Linked DNA regions of Homo sapiens: region 2 is linked to region 1. A link is a loop called in an ENCODE intact Hi-C map of the cell type or tissue named here. Cell type or tissue: ovary. All regions are shown on one strand.

Region 1 (2,500 bases):
CCAGACTGAGGTCACCCTCCACTCCCATGTCACTGAGTCCCTGCCATGTGCCAGGCAGCCCTGTCAGTGCTGGAGGGAGGTCCCGTGGAGACAGAGACTGGGAGGGTGCTGCCCTGAAGTTCTAGGGGGAAAAAGGAAGGAATAAATAGGGGAGTGGAACAGAAACATCCAGGGAGGAATTGGGACTACTTGGTCCATCGGGGGGAGAGAGAATTTTGGGCCATCAGGAGAGGTTGAGGGGCATTGCCAGGGAAGGGCTTTCCAGGCAAGGGAGCCACACGTGCTGGGGCAGGAGGCAGGCACAACCCTGAGGCCTTGTGGATAGCAGGAAGGCTGTTGTGCCCGCTGCAAGAGGAGAGGAGGGGAGAGGGGAGCCGCGGTGTCAGCTGGGCGGCAGGGCATTCATGGGGATTCTATTTTAAGGTGACAGGAGCCCTGGAGGGTTTGAAGCCAGCTCGGTGGTGGGCTTTCCATTCCACACCAAGGCCAGCGGCAGGCTCAGCTCAAACCCTGAGAGTCTGGCTCCAAACAGCTCCAGGCAAGAAAATGAAGCTCGGAGGGGAACTCAGGAGGGAAGGATTGGGGTTGGGAAGGTGGTGCGACTGGGGAGGGAGGGGCACAGGCTGTGGTCAATGGGTGCGGTCTGAGGCTGGGGGTGCGAGCTGGGGTCTGGAGGTGAGACACGGACTGGGTGCTGGAGAGGGGACATAAGCTGGGGTACTCAGGAGGGGTCAAGGGAGGAGGGACGGAGCTGGGGCAAGGACTGGGTCCGGGGGAGGGGTAGGGGAGTAAGCCAGGCGGTGTTGGCGCAGCTCAGAGCAGACGCACAGCCCGGGGCTGGGCAGCAGGGCAGGCGCTGCCCAGCCCCTCCGAAAGGCGCAACTGAGAGGGGCCTGCGGCAGTCCGGAGGCGCCCCCTCCTCTTCCCCTCCTCCTCCTTTCCCTCCCCTCCTCTTCCTTCCCCTCCCCTCCTACTCCAACCCCTCCTCTCCCCTCCTCTCGCTGCCTTCCCCTTTCTTTTACTCTCCCCTCACCTCCCCTCTCCTCCCCTCTTTCTCCTTCCTCTCCCCTCCCCTTGCTGTCCTCCCGTCCCTTTCCCTACCCTCCCCTCCCCTCCCCTCCGCCCCCCTCCCCTTCCGGAGCCCGGCCCCGCGCGCCGCCATGCCTGGTGCCGCACCGCCCCCTGGTGCCCACGTCAAGCATGGCGCGGAGCGACTGCACTGTGCCCGGGCTGCACTGGGGGCGAGAGGCCAGGGAGCCCCTACGGCCTCCAGAGGCCGGGCGTTGGGGGGGCCGCAGAACGTCGGGGACTCCCTTGGGACCCACGCTCAGCTCCGCCCTGCCCGCACTCGGCTGGGTCCTTGGGGCCCCTCCCCTCTCTGGATCTCGCTTCACAGCCAAGATCACCAGCTGGGAGTGGCCAAGGTCACCAGCTGGGAGTGGCCGACCCAGCGCCAGGCGCCGTCCCGCAGCGCTGTCCCCGTCCCCGCAGGCCAGCAGGCTGCACGACTGTCTGAGCCTCAGTGTCCTCATCTGTAACACGGGCATCATCATATCCCCAGCTTCAATCTTCACGTCTCAAACCATTGAAATCTCAGCAGTAAGAATCCAAGTATCCAAGTGCCAAATTCTCCATCAATGTCTACATAGTTTTGGTTTAAGTCTGTCTTTTCATGCATTTCCTTTTAGCACTGGAATGAAGTTCAAGCAACAGGCCGGTCACGGTGGCTCATGCCTGTATTTCCACCACTTTGGGAAGCCAAGAAGGGCGGATCACTTGAGCCCAGAAGTTCGAGACCAGCCTGGGTAACACAGGGAAACCCCATCTCTACAAAAAATTTTTAAAAATTAGCCTGACTTGGTGGCGCACACCTGTAGTTCCAGCTACTGAGGAGGCTGAGGCGGGAGGATCGGGAGGATCGCTTGAGCACAGGAGGTCGAGGCTGCAGTGAGCCGTGATCACACCACTGCGCTCCAGCCGGGGCAGCAGAGCAAGACCCTGTTTAAAAAAAAAAAAAAAAAAAAAAAAAAAACCAGACACACAAGCGACAGTGAACCTCAGAGGCTGGCATATAAAAAGGGTGGTTTTTGAGAAGCAAGACCCTCCAGAAGTCAAGCTTTAGCCCTATCAAAAGATGTCCAAGAAACTTTTTTTTTTTTTTTGAGATGGAGTCTTGCTCTGTACCCAGGCTGGAGTGCAGTGGCACGATCTCAGCTCACTGCAACCTCCACCTCCCAGGTTCAAGCAATTCCCCTGCCTCAGCCTCCCAAGTAGCTGGAACTACAGGCATATGCCACCATGCCCAGCTAACCACACCTGGCTAATTTTTTGTATTTTAGTAGAGACGGGATTTCACCATGTTGACCAAGATGGTCTCGAGCTCCTGACCTCGTGATCCACCCACCTCGGCCTCCCAAAGTGCTAGGATTACAGGAGTGAGACAGCGTGCCCGACCAGAAACTATCTTTAAGCTAAAAATGCACTTAAAGAAAAAGGAAAA
Region 2 (2,500 bases), 550 kb before region 1:
TTGTTCGGAGGCCCCCCCAGGCAAGGCACGCCTCTGCTTTGTCCCCCTGGATGCAGACACGGTCATGTTGGTGAAGAACCTGCCGCCTGTACTCTTTCACCCAAATCCACCTGCTCTCAAACTGTCCAGCAGCTGGGCATGTCCCGTGCAGGGTTTTTGAACCTCAACGTCATGCAAATGCTGCATGTCATTGTGGGTCCCAGCCCTCTCCTTGCCCATTGTGTGGCCTTGAGCAAGCCGTCCAGCCTCTCTGAGCCTTGGTGTCTCCTCGTACCATGCGGACCTGGCATGCTCGTGTGGCCTGGGGTGTGTGATGAGTGTTGACCATGCGCCTGCACCCTACAGAGGCCTCATAGCAGCCTGTCATCTGTTTGACAGGTGGGGAAACTGAGTGCTCAAGGCAGGTGCTCAGGGCTGCTGGCTCTTCCCTCCCTTTCTGCGGTTCCTTGGAGGAGGCTGGGCAGAGTTCTCTGCTAGCCTTGAGAGCTAGGCCCCTTCCTCAGTGACCCCCTCTCTGAGGAGCCCCTTGCCACCCACTCCCACCTGTGTTACAGTCCAAGACCCTGGCTGTCTGGCTAGCTCCTGCCCTCCGACCTGGCTGGGAGTGCTGCTGCTGTGGGTGCATTTTGGGGTGGCTGCCTGTTCCATCCGCTCTGCCTCCCTTGTTCCCTAGTTACCGTGGGACCTTCAAAGCCTAACTTCCCACCACAGGCCACATGGGCAGAGGGTGCCCTGGGTTTGGGGTGAGGGGCCAGGAGGAGGAGATCTACCCTCACTTGTTCTGGGGCCTGGGTTCGAGTCCTACTCTGCTTGCCTTGGCTCTGTTATGTCCTGCAGACTCCAGTGCGAGGCCTCTGGCCTTGCTCCACTGTGAAGGATGCTTGCTCCCCGCTGGCCACACAGGCCTCTACTTGGCCTGGCCCGGGGGCAGCAGAACTTCACTTCTCCTCGTCTCTCCTTGTCATGCTGACCCAACCTGTGTGTGGGGCTGGCTGTGGTCCAGGGTCCAGAGCCAGGGTAAGGAGGGCCATGCTGAGCCCGGCCCCTGGGCTGCCCTGCCTCCTTCTTGCTCTCAGGGCCTTGGGAGAGGCCGGGCCCCGGGGCTCCCTCCTGCCTGTTCACATAGGGCTTCTCCTTCCCTGAGGCAGCTGGCCTGGCTGTGCTCTCAGAGCACAGGGCCCCGCCTCCTGCCTTCTTCACTTGGTCTCCTGGAGCTGGGCCCTGGGGACCCCCAGCCCACGCTTGACCCAGGGGCAGGCCTGCCAGGCTTACCACTCCCTGTCTTTCCCAGGCCAGTCTTTTCCGGGCTTTAAAAAGTGTCTGGGGAGCTCCAGGGACTTGGCTGGCCCCGGGCCAGTTCCTGTCAAACTGTTGGGGTGTGAAATTGTAGCTGATTAATTTAAGACCTGCCAACTTCGGCTATGGGGCTGACTGGGGGTGCCCCTGTCCCCCCTCCTTTCACCAGAGCCCTGCCTGGCACCTGCTCTGCACCCACACAGGCAGCCTCTCCCCCTGGGGTGCCTCTCTCAGCGAACTTCCTGCGCCCTGCTCCCAGCTCCTCCCGTGGCCTCTGGGGACCCCGGGCCATGTCAGGAGCTCACAGGAGCAGCCCCTGTTTTGGGTCCTGTAGCATCAGCCCAAGTACCCCCATGGGAGGGGAGAGCACAGGCCCCGGCCTCCTGCAGAGCGGGTGCTGTCCCCCTACAGAGGAAGCTGGGGAGAGCCTTGCCCTGTGGGCCGGCTGACGGGCACCCGAGGCCAGCCCTGCTCTGGTCCTGCTGCTGCTGCGGGGCAAAAGGAGCCAGCCCCTGGCTGAGGCCCAGCCTGCCCATTCAGGGAATGTAGGCCTGACTGCCTGAGCACCCGGTTTTTCAAGATTCTGGAAACCTGTATTTTGTGTGAGATCTCTTGGTTATTAAATCCACGTTGTAAGAGAGTATAACAGGACCAACTCAAGCATCCCTTTGGCCACCAGTTTGTGGCCCAGGGACCTGCACTGTGGCCTTGAGTAGCTTAGGGAAGCCACCCACCTGGGCTCTGAGGCATGGCCCTGGTGAAGCCCCATCCTCTGGGGCCTTGGTTTCCTTCCCTGGATGTTGGGTGCATCTGGGCATACCCCAGGGAGGCTTGGGGCTTGAAGTTCCTTCTGGAGCTGACCCCGATGAGCCATCACAGCATCTCCCTGTGGCGGTCCCTGCACAGAGGCTGCAGCTGCAGTTCCCTGTGTGCGTCCTGGCCTGGCTGGCCCCTGTCCCTGTGCTCATGGGCCCTCAGGACTCATGCTGCAGCACCTCCTGCAGCTTTCCTGGTCCCCACCATTCTTCAGCACTCCTAGGGGTTCCCAGTGGTGGAACCTGCAGCAGCTGGGTCTCTGAAGTGCTTAGGAGGCCTGTGGCATTAGTTGCCATCCCTGAGCTTCGGGAATGGTGGCCTGCGGGGCCTGGAGCTGGAGCGAAGCCTCTGGAGCCCTGCGCAGCGTGGGAGGTGTCCTCCGCCCGGC

Evidence for each region. A loop is a pair of places that touch in the nucleus more often than their neighbours do. Peaks named below come from ENCODE experiments on the same cell type or tissue, not always from the same donor. Only the 100,000 strongest peaks of a DNase experiment are listed, where the experiment ranks them.
Region 2: a loop joins it to region 1, with 2.5 times the contacts of the local background. A loop is called at or near these places in 45 of 110 quality-filtered maps.

Annotation. Positions count from the first base shown.
Region 1 is chr3:127,546,752-127,549,251 of GRCh38, forward strand. All of the region lies in intron 6 of LINC02034 (long intergenic non-protein coding RNA 2034), which reads left to right. Among named protein-coding and RNA genes, the nearest start is that of LINC01471, 10 kb to the left of the region's middle. RefSeq lists a silencer at 1,173-1,492. In ovary, a CTCF peak has its summit at 1,281 (motif pointing right); DNase peaks (open chromatin) are centred at 21, 390, 560 and 1,190; H3K4me3 peaks cover 1,006 bases; H3K27ac peaks cover 1,429 bases.
Region 2 is chr3:126,993,748-126,996,247 of GRCh38, forward strand. The region is part of intron 3 of PLXNA1 (plexin A1); the gene reads left to right. Among named protein-coding and RNA genes, the nearest start is that of PLXNA1, 12 kb to the left of the region's middle. RefSeq lists enhancers at 1,205-1,838, 1,287-1,346. In ovary, no CTCF peak of the experiment used is centred here; no DNase peak of the experiment used is centred here; H3K27ac peaks cover 556 bases.